Linked DNA regions of Homo sapiens: region 2 is linked to region 1. The links are chromatin loops, found by intact Hi-C in ENCODE. Cell type or tissue: heart left ventricle. All regions are shown on one strand.

Region 1 (8,000 bases):
CTGAGTGCTGATAAGTATTCAGTAAATGCTCAACTTCAGGACTCAGTCCAGGTACATTGCCTAGTGGCAATGCCTCCAAGCCGCGCTAGGATTTGAAAAGAACTAAGCCAAATGCCAAAAAAAAAAAAAAAGAATGTAGACAGGGACACTGCTAGGGTAATAGTAGTAATAATAAAATGGTTTTAATCAGATGGACTGATCTTTCAGGTCTAGGAAATAGGGTGGGGGAAGTTCAGGGGAAAGATAAATTCAGGGTCGGTTTCATAAATCAGGCTATGCATCTAAAGTAAGAGAGAAAGGTTAATGCAGAACATGACCAGAAGGACTTTGGTGAGAATCAGGTTCTGGTCACCTGATCAAAGTAGAGTGCAAGACTTCCTTTCCAACGGGCACCAGAGATTTGAGGCCGTAGAAATATGGGAGAGAACAGGGAATGGACTAAGTGAGTAAGTCAACCACATCTACTCCTTGTCCAGTCTCTTATGTCACTGTTCTGCGGTTATACTAGTAGAGCATTTCCTCATCTGGGAAGTCTGCAACTTAAAGTCTGTGGGAAATGTTCAGTTTATTCTAACAAGGTAATTCATACAGAAAAGGGTCAAGAAAACTGGGAACTATCATTCAAAAGCCTCAGACCTCTGCTCTGGGTATAGAACAGTAGACTATTACAAACTCTTCTGGTTTGCACAGAAGAAAAATGTTGACAAATTGCCCAGCTGCATTTTCTGTGTTATAAAATTGAAGTAGGGGGAGGCAGTCAGCAGATGCTGGCTATACATTGCACTTAGCCTGGGATGGGGTCAGGACAGCACGGACAGACACTGTTTAATGGAAAGACCTATGTCACAATGCACTGAATTTCTCACAGCAAGGCTGTAAATGACATCAAAATACAGACATCTAAGCTGAGACCCTTAGCATCATCCTCAAAGCACAAAATGTTCACGGAGGGAAACCCTGGAATCTCCCCCTGAAAACCTGTTAATGTGGCTGAGAGCTCAAAACTGAATCATTGAAAACAGTATATTTTATGGACATAGAGAAAGATGCTGCTTTTCTCCTGACAATCTTCAAAGAGGGACCAGGTCATGATAAAGCAAAGCTGAAAGTCACTGCAGAGCAGGTCAGCAACCCACAGAGACAATCTTCCCTAAATTGGCACTTTAATGCCTTGGGTTTTAGCATTCTGGCCTCAGATGGAAAACCTGTATGGACTCAGGACTGGAATTAGAAAATTTTAAGGTTAGTTTGTTGGAGGATTTTCTAAGTTATCTATCCAATTCAGTTTCCAGGGAGGTAGTGAAAGGTTACAAAAATAAATAAAAAGACGAAGAAGAAATGCTTTGAAGCCAGAAATGTTTGAATTCAAATCCTGGCTCTACCATTAGCCAGGTGGATAACCTTGGAATTCGACAAATTACATAATGTCCTAGAGGGATGAATTTTCATTTGAGTATGGTTATGATTGCACCCACATCTGTGAGGATGACATGAGATGTTGCCAGTATCATATTTAGCACAGTGCCTGGCATATAGCAGAAAACAGGAAATGCTAACTCTCTTCCCTTTCTCTGTCCAGCTTTCTAATACAGTCAGTCCTACTCATTTAGTTTGTTATCTCTTTCTAGAGAACAAAAGCAAAAGGAAGTTTTGCTGCTAACTGTCTCTATCAAGTTTTTCTACATTGAAGACAAACTGTGTATGTGATTTGTTCTCCTCAAATGAGATATTCAGGTAAGAATACTCTGAAGGCATAGACATCTGGGACTCTCTCCTGAGTAAAGAATTTAAAATATGAGGACAACTCTATCTGTTCAAAAGATATTTTAAAATGTTGTTAGGCACCTACTTTGTGCCAGGCACTGTTCTAGCCACTGAAAACCCATACTTTAGACAACTCTCTGCCCTTGTGAAGCTCATACCCAAGCTGAGGAGAACATGCTGTGCTCAGAAATGTTTATTGCAGCACTATTTGTAAACATAAGGAACTAGTGACAATATTAGTATTTAACAACGGGGAAATGGTTAAGTAAATTACGTACCTCTAATTGCTGGAACATTAAGCAGTGATCAAAATGGTGGTCAGGAAGAGTGGAAAACCGTAAAGACTAATCTCTTACTAAATGAGAAATTAAAGTTCTTATTAAGGTTTGACTCCATCTCTGAGCATCTGAGTTTATAAAGTCTAGTTACAAGCACAATAAATCAATACATCTTAATTATTTTTCTCACCTTATCTCTTGTGTGCCTATAAATATCTAGAGTCAATTAGTCTCTCTCTCTCCCTCTCTAATACACACAAATCATTATTGATTAATCCATCCCATCAGAGTTAAAGGGGTTAGTTGAAATTCTCTTTTACCACTGAACATTTGTGATTCTCTGATTCAACTATCAGGTAGAAGTTCTGAAACTTTTCTCCTCCCTATTCATTCACACTGGTTTAATCATTACCAACCTGTATATCTCGGTGGAACTCAGTTTGTCTGCTATAAGCAGAACCCGTATGATTTCAGACACAAGAAATTGGGACACTACAGGGAAAATGTTAATGTCAAGCAGCTGGCAAGTATTAAAAAATACAAATTATAAATATCTATAGAATATGTGAACTACTCACAAACCTAGTTATATCTTCCCGAGGTATGACTCGAGCCTTGTGAATAAATGCCTAGAATCCAGCTGTTTTTACTTCATATCAGACTGCTTTATATAACCTGATCTGTAGGACTAGCACAATAATAAACCAAAACAAGGGCTAAATGATCACAAAAATGGTTTTCTTTTACCTTTTCCTGTGTTCTACATCCTTTACAATGTGACTTTCAATTCATCTGCTGAAAAGGTATCGTGTATTTCCCCATCCCTTGTATTGGGCTGGCCTTGTAACTTGCTTCAGCCAATGGGATGTGGTAGAAGTGGCAGCGTGCCTGTTCTAAACCAAGGCCAGAAGAGGCTTAAATGCTTCTGCTCTTTCTCTTGGAACTATTCCACTGCCATGTGACTAAGCTCAGGCTAACCTGATAGAGAACAAGTGACATGTGGCCCAGTCTTCCCATTTGCCCTTGTCATCAGCGAGGCCTTATCTGCAGTTGGGCACAGACACATGAGAAAGTCCATCTGAGACCAGAATAACTGCCCAACTAAGCACAGCATAAATTGCTGACTCACATAATAGTGAGTTAAAGAAATGGTGTTTTTAAGCCACTAGGTTTTGAATGGTTTATTATTTAAGGGAAATAGTCACAAGCAGACTAAATTCCAAAATGAGCACTATCCTGAGTACTCCCAGATTCATTTGCCTTGAGTCAAACCAACAGAATTCTTATTGCCCATTCTGTGATTTTTCTCTCCTCATTCCCATCCAATCAGCCCATGTATGAATCATACACTACCTGCTGCAAAACTGAAAGATGTGTTTTTCCCTGGGAAGGCCATCGCTTGCTCTCCTTGGTGCCCTGGAAAGATACATTATTTTGGATAGCTAGTGTAAAGTACAATTTTGCAGATGTATGAGATAGGGAGCTCTCGTGCTTCCCATGTTTGTGGCAAGATAAAGAGATGGATGGAAAAATTTAGTATCAGTGAAACCACAAGCCAGTGATTTCAACAATTTTGACACTTCGAATTCAGGGTTGTTTTTGGTCCAATGTGCTGTTCTAGTTATACCTGTCTACAAAACAACAAATTTAAAGGTATTAAACAAATTCGATCCTCATTTATTATTATCTCATACAGTCTGGGTATTGGGTAGGCTCAGCTAAATGATTCTCACTCAGAGTCTCTCATGAAGTTGCAACTAGACATTAACAGGGACTGGAGTCATCTTGAAGACTGCCTCCCTCACATGTCTGCTGGGTGATGCCGGCTGTCAGCCAGAACACCTATAAAAATGGTTTCTTCATGTAACCTGGGATTCCTCACAGCTGGGTGTGAGATGGTAGTGACTGGGTACCAAAAGCAAGTGTTCTAAGACAGATCTAGGGAGAAGGTGCAGCTCTTTCATTGCCTCACGAGTTATATAGTGACACTTCCACTGTGCCCTACTGGTTGAGGCAGTCACAAAGATATGCCCAAGTCCAGGAAAAAGAGAAATAGACTCTGCCTGTCATATCTATGAATGTGGAAAGGTCACATTTTAAGAGGAGCATGTGGAATAAAATGTATTATTGCAGCCTTCTTTGGGAAATAAAATCTTCCAGATGTACATATAAATAATCGGAAATCATGAAATTCCAGTCATTTTACTTTTATTAACATGCAGCTAGAACCATGCTAGTGAATAACTTAGATATTAGATACTGTGCAGCCATATTCAGGCAGGTCTTAAATATAACTGGATGCTTGAAACTTTATCTGAGTCTTCCTAAAAGTATCTGGGAAGTTAAGGAGAACGTTTTTGTTGGCTGGAAGCCATCCTTCCTCATACAACTAAATGATATTTAATTTAAAATATGAACTTTGCCTTAAATATTAATTAGAACATAAAATTAAAATATTGGCCAGGCGCGGTGGCTCATGCCTGTAATCCCAGCACTTTGGGAGCCCGAGGCGGGTAGATCATGAGGTCAGGAGATCGAGACCATCCTGGCTAACATGGTGAAACCCTGTCTCTACTAAAAATACAAAAAATTAGCCGGGCATAGTGGCGGGCGCCTGTAATCCCAGCTACTCTGGAGGCTGAGGCAGGAGAATGGCATGAACCCGGGAGGCGGTGCTTGCAGTGAGCCGAGATTGTGCCACTGCACTCCAGCCTGGGTGACAGAGTGAGACTCCGTCTCAAAAAAAAAAAAAAAAAAAAGAAATAGGAACAATTTTTATAGTTGTCAGCCTGGAGCAAGAAAACACAATAAACTTGGTCAGCAGATGTTAAGACACAAGTGTAGGGAAAAAGTGAAAATTTTATTTAAAAATATCTCTTAGGCACTTTTAGAAGCCACAAACTACAACAAAGCTATTCCCTCATTTTCTTGCTCTGGTTTCTAACATGTGGTCACTCCATGTCCCTTGCCTCTGGAGAACGAGGTGGTAGCATGAAAGGAAGAATGAATGTCACAAAAGTCTTCCTGGATTTGTTTCGAAAAACCTAACATCCATTCTGAGAGACGGTTAAGAAGGGAGGAAGTTTGTAGTTTTCACAGTTCCCCAAATTGCTTAAACAGAGACAGGAGGTAAAGTGAAGCTTCTCTTATTCACACTAGAGGTTTACCAGGATTAGGAGAAAGAGATAAGAGAAAGAGAAAGGTATGCATAACACCAGGACAAGGGACCTGCATTTGTGTTAAGGCCATAAATTATTAGGAAATTCAGAGTTTAGAGATCAGGAACCAGTATTCTATGCTGCCAGTGCCTGGCGGGGGTGGTGATGAAGGGAAGGGGACACAGTGACCCTCTAGAGGGAAAAGAGTATGATGGGTGTCAGTGTAGGTATCAGGGAAAGGGACACTTGAACAGAAGTTTCCTTGCCCCAAGCCAGACACTGAAGCACCACAAAGTCACACGTGCCTTTGTTCAGGGCAAAGGGCATCTCACAGGCAAATTTATAGTTTTGGGTTTTAAAAATTGTTTCTAAAAAGGTATCATATCGCATATATAATTTTATACTTTTTAAAAAACATTTTGCTTTGGAGATACTTAGGTCATTATATACAGATCTACTCTATTATACCTGTTGCATGTTATTTCACAGTGTATGCATGAACTAGGGTCTATTCTCTTATTAATGGACATCTATTTTTTCCTCAATTTTTCTCTAAAACAATGTAGTAGTGAATGTCCTAGTGTTAACCTCCATGTAAACATGTACATTTATTTCTCTAGGTTAAAAAAAGAAAAGTGAAATCCCTGGGTCATAGGGGAATACACTTTTAAAATATACAATTCAGTTAGGCCTAATTATCCTCTGAAATGAGCATGGCCATTAATATCTTAATCTGAAAAATATGAGGTAAATTATTTCCCCACGTTCTCACCTGTATATTTATTATTTTAAAATATATTTTTTAAAATGAACATGTATTTTAAAAGCAAAAGAAATAGTAGAAAATGTTCAAATATATTCTCCATGATAGCAAGAATATTGCCCGTCTTATTTTTATATAATTAGAACAGTGCCTGGTACATAATAGAAGATATTTAATCGTTATTAGTTGAATGAATGAATGAATGAATGACAAAGGCAAATGGAAGGAGGCATTGAGAAAAACTCTCTGGCATGAAGCATAAGGTAATGCTAGAGGACTTTGAAGCCAGTGTTGAACTGAAAGTAACCATAGCAGCAACACTGAAACTCAGCTCAGCTCCTGGCTAGTTTGACTCAAGTCCCCACACTAACAGCAGAGCAATTTAAGAGGCATGTCCACTTTCAGGTATAAGGACTCTACCCCAGAGTCTACTGTCCTAAACGGAATGTCCATCATTCAATCAGAAATTACAAAACACACAAAAATGCAAGAAAAAATCCCACTCACTGTTAAGAGACAAATTAATTAACAGAATTAGACTGAAAAATGGCTCAATGTTAGAACTCTCAGACAGAGGATTTAAAATAACAATTGACTGATATTTTAAGGCTCTAGTGGAAAAAGTGGGCAACATGCATAAAAGAAGAATTTATAGGAACTATAAGAAAAAGTCAAATGGAAATCTTATAAATAAAAACCACAGTCACTATAATGAGGAAATACTTTGATAAGGTGTCAGTGAACTCAAAAATCAATCAATAGAAACTACTCAAACTAAAACTCAAAGAGAAAAAAAAAGATGGGAGATAATTATTTTTTAAGAATTGGTCATCAAAATGTAGCAACAAGTTTGCCTTATCCTATATCATTTGAATTTTCAAAAAATAAGCTCATTATACAATCTTTAAAATATTTTGAATAGAACTGTTTCATGTGTTATTTGTGAAAATTAGGGAAAAAGCAGTAAAGAAACATTCTGTGAGAAAACCTATCTAATAAACTCAGTATTGAGGTTCTTAGAATATAGAAAAAGAAATGTGGCAATTTGCCAGTTTTCATTATAAAATGGAAAAGAATAAAATTATTCTTTGCCCATTTACAGAAGAATTTATTGTATTGAAAGGGATTTTTGTAAACGGTAAACTAAGCACTGTAATATAAGCTAGTAATTTTCCAGAAGATACTTCACCCAAAAGCATCAGAATGGACGGAACATGTATCTTTGGTAAAAGTAGCCTGTGGTTTTTCTAATGATACAGAACATCTCTTTGGAGAGTGTAGACATATATGCTTGTGTAAGTGCGTGCATGTGTGCGGGTACACCTGTGAATATGTTAGTTACATAGCAAAGGGGAACTAAAGTTGCAGGTGGAAATTAGGCTGCTAATCAGCTGAACTTAATATAGGGAGATTATCTTAAATTATCCTGGTGGGTCCAATGTAATCACTAGTTCTAAAAAGTAGAAGAGAGAAGCTGAAGAGTAGGTCAGAGTGATGTGATATGAGAACAACCCAACCCATCATTACTGGTTTAAGGATGAGGCAATAGAGTTATAAACCAAGACATGCAGGTGACCTCTAAGAAATGGAAAAGATGAGAAGATGAATTCTCCCTTAGATCCTCCAGAGGGAACACAGCTCTGTTAACACCTTGATTTTAGCCAGTGAGATCTGTCAGACTTAAAACACACAGAATGTAAGATAATAAATTTGTGTTGCTTCAAGCCACTGAATTTGCAGTAATTTGTTATAACAAGCAAGAGAAAGTGAATACCCCTTCCCGCTTTATACACAAAGCTTTAATAAATACCCAGAAAAAGTGAGGTCAAAATATGAAGGCTCAAACACAACTGTGTGGTAATAAATATTAGATAAGATTGACAATTGAAATACACCTGGGTTAATGAAAACCAGTGGAATATATGCTAATAGGAAATCAAATGTGGACAAACAAATCATAAGCTTCAATGTTTATTTAATATGAATGAGAAAAGGTAATATCACCTGATAGGTTATTGTAGAGATTTGCAAATGTAA
Region 2 (8,000 bases), 260 kb before region 1:
CCTGCCAGGTTTCATCTAGCTAAAGGCACTAGGCTGTAGACTGCAGGATCGAAACCTGATAGAAATTTCCAATAAAGCAAACAATAACAGTTCCTTCTAAAGTCAGACTGGGAAAATGCTCATGGATGAAATATTATAGTCTTTGAATATACTTGAGGTCCTGTTTAGATAAAGAGGGGCATTTTTTACCTGGAAGAGTTCCACAAAATCAAGGGGAAAATCCTATAGCAACAGACTCCCTGGCACAGCTTGCCAAAGATGTTCAAGTTTATGACCCTTAGAGATAACAAGGGACTCTGGACCACAGACTTTTCAAAGAACAGGAGAAACCTCTGGGGAAAAGCTTATGTTCTTGGTCTATAGGGGTAATTTATATGGAGATGTGTGGGTTGGATGCTTCTTACTTGTAGTCCCATTTAATGACCTGTCCTTTCATTGCAGACCCAGCTATCCCTGAGGGAGTGAGTGATGGCCAAAAACTCATGCTGTTCTATATCAGCCTGAAATCCAGACCTTTGTTAGTTCTGTTCTCTTTTTAGCCATGTGAGTCCTGGTACCCCAGAGGGGATGAGATCATCCAATTTTTAAACTGGGCCCCAGGGAGCCCTTAGGGATGCCTTGGATGCTCTTGAGGATAAGGGAGCTAAAGAGAATGGACAAGTTTCTGACTCTACTCCTTAGACCAAATTTGGCAAGAATAGTGTATTTTTTAAGTCTATTTTATATGTTGAGTTTCTAAGCAAGTTATCATTTGAAGAATTGGTTCTGGTGCTGAAAAAAGGTTAAAAAATAAAATAAAATAATGGTCACATCCAAACCTTATTCCTAAATCTTGCATCTATGAAGGTTCAAATTTGCTCCAAGACCTCTGTGGTCAGAAAGAGATGCATTTGGGGAAGCCTTTGCAGGGCCCACGCACTGGTGGAAATGTTGGTCTATAATCCTGAGAAGTGTTGGTGGTTAGCCAGATGCATTGGCTCATGCCTATAACCCCAGAACGTTGGGAGGCTAAAGAAGGAGGATTGTTTGAGCCCAGGAGTTTGAGACCAGCCTGGGCAACATAGCAAGACCCCACCTCTACAAAAAATATAAAAATTAGCTGGGCGTGGTGGCACATGCCTTTGGTCCCAGCTATTTGGGAGGCTGGGGCCAGAGGAATGCTTCAGCCCAAAAGGTTCAAAGCTGTAGTGAGCCATGATTGTGCCACTACACTTCAGCTTGGGTGATAGACCAAGACCCTGTCGCAAAAAAAAAAAAAAAAAAAAAAAAAAAAAAAAAAAAAAAAAAAAAACCTAATAGTGTTCATGGCTTCTGAAAAGAAGAGGAAAAATGAGCAGAGAGGAGTCATGATTTTCTTAGCTTTCACACCTGGAAAAGACTTGGCTTGGATTAAATCCTCAGCATTACTGCTGGACAAGATCTCAGCTTACAGAGTGTCTCTGCCCAGCATAAAGGCTAATATATCCACAGTTTTATATATTCACTATTCTAAAGTAATTATTTGAAGTAACACACACTTAGCTCCCCAGGGTCTCCAGTCCTTTTCACAGTCAAACCACCGGTTAGTGATTTCAAGAACATGATGTAATGAACAGAGGAGATGAGAGAACATGCCCCACAGATCAGACCCATTTGTTTCTTATGGATAGCTATGGGTCACCTGATGGATGTTGTGTAGCAGATTGAAACTGTGGTCAACTATGTTAATAAAAGGACATGGAAAAATTATGAGTCTAAAACAAAATTTTGCTTCAAACTTCCTATTCCCTTGTAGGAATTGCTCATGTCACTCAATGACCCAAGCCCGGAGTAGCTGAAGATGATAATGAGATGTATGGAAGGGCCAGTGGACTGAACCAAAGACATGCAGTGACTGTTGTTCTCTCTAGGGACCTTGGGAATTTGGATCTTTTTAAGTAGGAGAGACTTCAAATTATAATGAAAACAGGAACACTGTATTTTCTGGCGTACAAGATGTGCAATATTTAAGATACACACCAGTTTTACAAAAGAAAATGTAAAGTACTTTTCATTATATATATATATGAAAAGTAGAGTGGCTTTATATGCGTTCTTTAAGTAGTATTTATTAAGCATGTACTGTGTGCAGGCATTGTTTTGTGTACTAGGGATATACTAGTGAACAAGTCTTATTGTAGAGCTTCCATATGAAAGTAGAGAGACATAAAATATACAGGTTAGTAGATGCACCTAAAATATTTCAGATGATGATGGGTACTAAGAAGAAAAGTAAAGCTGAGACATGGTGCGGGTGGGTGGGTTGGCTATTTTAGATAAGGTAGCCAGGGGGAACTTTCAGAGGGGTTGAGAGTTGAGAAGAGATGTTAACACAGTCAGAGAATGGATCATATGGAGGTTTGGGTGAGAGAAACCCTGGCAGGGGAACAGTAAGTGAAAAGGCCTCAAGGTGGGAATATATTTGGTGTGTTTGTGGAACAGCAAGAAGGTCAGTGTGGCTGAAATATAGGGAGCGAAAGAGAAAATGATAAGAATTAAGATCAGAGAGGTAGGCAGAGATTAGATCCTATAATGTCTTCTAAGCCATATCAGGGAATTTAGATTTTACTCCAAGTATGATGAGAAGTATTAGAGAATTTAGAACAAAGGAATGCTGCAATACTAATTATATTTTTAAAAGATCAATCTGGTTTCTGCATGGAGTGCAGATTATAAGTGGGAAAAAGTTAAGGACAGTAGCTAAAGGGCAAAGCAGAGTCAAGGGGGAGATATTAACTTAAAGCAGGAGATATTATTGAATGAGTACTTGTTAATGGGAATGAGTCTTCAGTACAAAGGGAAGTAGAAAAGAAAACAATAGATGATAGGAGAAAGAGCGAGAATATAACTGCAGAGTCAAAGTTCCTGGATAATTCAGAGATGTGCTCAAGTACACAAAAGAAGATGTTGACATGAGGTAGGAGCATGGTCCTCCATCCATTCTAACATGAAGGAAGGCTGAGAACATGAAGACAGTGCAAGAAGGTTAGATGAATTGATGTAAGAAGATAAGGGAGTAGTATTTTTTTAAATAAAAACTCAGTACCCAGGATAAAATTACAGAGCAAACTTCAGACATTGGTAATATTCCACTAAATCTGGAAAAAATCATAAAGCTAAAAAGACATGTATTAATGTTATTAAAATAAATACAGAAGTTATTGTGGTAATATATTTACTTCTAAAATATTAGGGGCAAAACTCAAACTCTGGTCTTGGTTTGCATTTTTCTTAAGAAAAGCAATAGAATATGAAACCAATTTTTGCTGTGATGTTTTGTGCTGCTGCGCTTTACCACCAGGAGGCAGAATCATCCATTGTTTTACTTCCATGGTGCTTTGCTTCCATCTGTAGTATGGGTACCTTAAAAAGCAAGCTTATTTTTAAACCTTTCTTTTTTCTTTTCAAGGACAGGAGGTGGATATGACATACTTTAGTGAATATAGTAGCTTCCATTGTTGAGTTTCTCCTGTGTTCAGACAATGTGGTAGACATTTGACATGTGTCATCTCTTAGCCTCACAACCCAGCAAAGATGGGTTTGATTATCCCCATGTTTCAGATGTCAAGACTGAGGATAGGAGGAGGTTAAGTCATTTGTCCAAATTCACACAGGGAGAAGTGTTGGAATTTATTGTTAGAGTGAGATGGGTCTTACGGCCAATATCCAGGTGAGGAAGAGTAAGCTCCCCTTAGGAGGCAAATAGCCCCCTCCTTACCGATGCCTCCTTGGTGTTAGTTTCCTCTGACGCTGACTTGGCAACCTTCTGGATGATGGGGGCAATGTTGGTGGGACCGTAGAGTTGGAGCTTAGGAAGACAGCTCTGATAGGCTTCCACAACTCCTTGAATTCCTGAGGTGAAATTGGCAAAGATCAACAGCTCCAGAGTCACTCCAAATATATTTATAGCCAAACACACACAAAAGTAAAGCATTAAATATCCCAAATAGTCCTTATCAACATCATGTTTATGTTCTTAAGATAAAAAGGAATACCACATTGCTAGTGTTGCTGTCTCCTTCCCCACTGAAATCATTCTCCTCTTTAAAAGCTAAAGTCAAAAGCAACGATTTCCACAAAATTTTCCCTAATATCCTACTTTATATATAAGATTTCATTCGCTCCTCATAGCATAATGAAATAGATGTTATACCCATTTTATAGGTGAAGAAACAGAGGCTTAGAGATGTTCAATGATCTGCCCTGGGTCACATAGCAAGTGTGTTCAAGACTCAGGATTTAAACTTGGGTCTGCCTGGCTCTAAGCACTGTGTTCTTAGCCACTAGCAAGCTAGCTTCAATGTTGCACTTGTTTCCACACGATCTTGTTGACTCTAGTAGATACTACCCGTGCCCTCTATAAGAGTCAGGAGTTCCCATGACCATCTCTCCAGATGTTATACTCTGCGGGCAGGAATCATGACTTACTTATTTTTTGTATTTCCCCAAAGAGCTTGAGGCAGTATCGAGCAAATGTAATGCTCACCAAGTGTGTGATGAATGAGCAAAGTGGCTGATATACTCATCTCCTGGGCACTGAGTACAGATAAGTGATGGTTATCATCACGGACAACCCCTCATTTAAAAGGGGGCTTCCATCCTGAGGCCATATGAGCCCAGGAAATAGAAAAGGATGGGACTCTGCCAGGAGAGGCAGTCCTATCTATACAGCTTCTCCTAGTACTTGATACATCTTGACTGTACATTTCATGTTATCATTCTGATCCCACAGCAATAATCTCATTACAAATGATTTTTATTCAAATGGCTTCTCTTGTTGTCTGTGCCTGTGTTATTGCTTGCCTTCCCCTATTCAGCTTATCCTTCTATCCCTTTCTATTCTGAAATAGCACATTAGTCCTGTTTTTGGCCAGAGGGATCCACACAATTCCCTCCTGAGATTATTCTCCATAACCACCATGCACTGCAAAATAGCTCTTGGGTATTTTAGATGAGCAAGTTCTGTTCTGTTCTGCCCTTACATACATGCTCCCAACCTCATTGGCAATCCTGCACCCACTTGGCCCTGCCCCAAAGCCTATCATTCTAAAGACAGATGCCAAGTCATTTTGCAGTCTGGTTCTGAAGTTAAGTGATGCTGAATAGAAGCTCCTTATGTTTTTTTGGTTCTTGAGCTTTTGCCTAAGATAAGCAAGTTTGATTTCCTCTTGAAAAGTATCAGGCAGATGAATTCTAAGAGTATAAAACAGGTGAATACCAGGGTTTATATTTCATTCTGCTGTGGGGGAAACCACTCTTACAGTTGCAGAATGGGGGTGGTTGGGGATGAGGAAAGTCTAATCCATAATAAACTGAGGATGAAGAATACATTAGTGGAAAAAATGGCAGAATGGAGATTGGGTCTTGGAGGTTACTGTGTTCAGACTCAATGGTATTGATATCATATTCTTGGCCATTAACTGCTAGATGCCTTACACACTCTACTGGATCTGAATTAATCCTGATTTAGCCTCCTTCCTCCTTGACAAGAAGAGAGAGATATGGACATTTCTAATGCAAAAATGTCTTATGATCTTCATAGCAACATAGGTACTTGGCTCTGTTAGAAAACAGAAAAAATCATTCTAGAACAAAATTTATTATAATAATTATTATCATAGTTTCAATATCATTATTTTGTGAAATCATGTCAGAGAATTCTGGCTGGAAACAATGGAACATGAACCAGAACCTTTGAGCAGGCTTTCTCTGGCACAAAGCCATGATGCTGCTTGTTCAAACTCGCTGAGGCCATGTCCTTGGCCGATATGCCGAAAGTGGGAAATGATTTCCATGTTCCCCCCTCTCCTTATATCGGCACAGAGATGAAGTTGTGAAAAAAAAAAAAAAAAAACACTTGATGAAAATTTGGAAAACAGAAAGAGGGATATTGTATCACTGCCTACCAGGTGAAGTTTCATTTATTATTATTATTATTATTATGGCCCAAGGAATCCCAGACTGGGATCAACATTATTGCCATACACTCAAGACCACCTCTTCTGCATTCTGTCTTTTCCAGTTCTTATTTTCCTGCTCTGTTATCATGGCTTTCTCTTGCCTGTGGAGTAGCATGGTTTATGTTGATACAGAAAGCAGAGATTCTGTGGACAATCGTAACTAATATGCTACACCAGCAGAGATGAACTAAAATGGGAAAGCTGCAAAGGGAAGGACTGTGACACTGGCTTTCTTTCACGTTGTGCTTTACCTGCACATTCTGGGTTGTCTTCATTAAAGTTGATTGCAAAGTCATGAGAGACCTAGACACCGATTAAAATTTAAAAAACAGGAAGAAAGAAGAATTACAACTTTAATCCAGTAAGAAGGCACTGGGGTTTAGAGTTTGCAAACAAATGCCCATTATATTCATTATGTGTTAAGCAGCAGGAACCATTTCAAGCCTTTACACAATCAATATGAGATGGAGGGTGAATTCTAAGCTCCCTGTGGAGTTGAGGTGACAGGAATATTTTCTAGAATCAGATAAATGCTGTCAGGAGGGGAGAATAAGGCTTATAAAAAAATCCAAGAAAAGATTTCAGAAAGATAACTTTGAATAGCTGCTAGTTAGAACTGGCCACAGACTGGAGGCTTAGATTTGGCTGAGCTCTATTTGGACCCAGTGATTAAAACAAAAATAAAAACAAAAAAACTCAATAACCCAAGCTGTCTGCTGAAGATAGCGATGGTTATAAAAGCTTCAGCTAAGCAGTTGACACTTAAGAATCATTAACATGATATGCAGAACTACAGGGCAGGAGGATTTTCACATACCTACAGGTAAAACAGACTGCACTCTACTTTTGGAAACATAGTAAAGTAATATACTTTGTAATATTTCAACACAAATTCCTCTACCTGGCAGAACCTATGCACAAGGTCAAATAACATATTGTTTACTTTTTTCTTTCCGAAAACCTGATAAAACAAGATAGATGTTCTGGCATCTGGACATTTTTATTGAATCATTTGGTATTTTATGGAGAATTTCATTTCAAAGGATATTTCCAAGCTCTGACTCTTTTGGGTATCCATAAATTAGGTCACTGTGTTAAAAGACACCTGTTTTCTTAGTGGGAGGTGATCGGTGATGCTCTCAGTGCTTATCCTAGTCCCTTGCTCTTAGCACTTCCAGGTAAGCCAGCTGACTTCAGTCATCTTATTTGCTTTGTTTACCTTAAGTTTTTTCTTGGCCTCCAGGGCCTGCCTTGCTTGCCCAAGTGACAGGCTAAAAGTGACCCTTGGGAGTAATCAGTAATTAACAGGAGGTGATGTATACATATCCCAGCTCCCTTATCCCTTGGGGTCCATGTGTGCTGTATATTGTCTCCTAGGGTTCTTCAGCAGAGTTAAGCACCAGTTGCCAACAGCGGTAACTGACTTGATAATATACTCTGTGCTGACTTCCACTTCCCAACCTCTATTGTGGTTTCCCTCACCTTTTAAATAAACTATTTGCATCCAAACCCTTGTCTCAAGATCTGTTTCTGAGAAAGTGCTAACTAAGAAAGAGAGGTGCTTGTGTTTCAGTTTCAATGCATACTTTCAGATTTTGTCCTAAGAAGTAAATTGTGGCAACCTTGTAAACTCTCCTGGGGGCACCTGAGCTGCTCAAATCATCAGTGCTTGTCTGAGGAATGGGAGAAATTAGGGGACCCGAAATGGGGAAATGTGAGAGATGCCTATTGAAACAAGAATAACCAGGGGATTTTGCTGACAGGAAGGATGGAGTTAGGGGATCAAGTGAACAAGAGGACTTCAGAAAACAGCAAGAAAGATTAGTTACTCCAGGAAGGGAACCAAAAAGATGTCATTAGTGAGAAAAAGGTATGGTGCATAGCTCTGTCCTCAGCCCTGTTGGGCCAACCTGAGGCTGGAAGACCACCTGGTGGGGATGTGGTGAAAACTCAAGAATCCCTGGGTAGTTGGGCTGATGGCTATTGAGCTATTCAGCAGCTCTATGAAGAAAGTGGGCATTC

What was found. Hi-C counts contacts between places; a loop is a spot of excess contacts. Peaks named below come from ENCODE experiments on the same cell type or tissue, not always from the same donor. Only the 100,000 strongest peaks of a DNase experiment are listed, where the experiment ranks them.
Region 2: a loop joins it to region 1, with 2.4 times the contacts of the local background. A loop is called at or near these places in 6 of 110 quality-filtered maps.

The regions. Positions count from the first base shown.
Region 1 is chr3:131,801,769-131,809,768 of GRCh38, forward strand. The region is part of intron 2 of CPNE4 (copine 4); the gene reads right to left. It overlaps LOC105374113 (a long non-coding RNA gene), which reads left to right and starts at 1,042. Exons shown (of 7, transcript XR_007096089.1): 1 at 1,042-1,123; 2 at 1,629-1,734. In heart left ventricle, no CTCF peak of the experiment used is centred here; no DNase peak of the experiment used is centred here; H3K27ac peaks cover 218 bases.
Region 2 is chr3:131,546,211-131,554,210 of GRCh38, forward strand. CPNE4 (copine 4) reads right to left here. Exons shown (of 16, transcript NM_130808.3): 13 at 6,230-6,281; 14 at 3,737-3,870. Among named protein-coding and RNA genes, the nearest start is that of MRPL3, 47 kb to the left of the region's middle. RefSeq lists a silencer at 7,370-7,429. In heart left ventricle, a CTCF peak has its summit at 3,304 (motif pointing right); no DNase peak of the experiment used is centred here.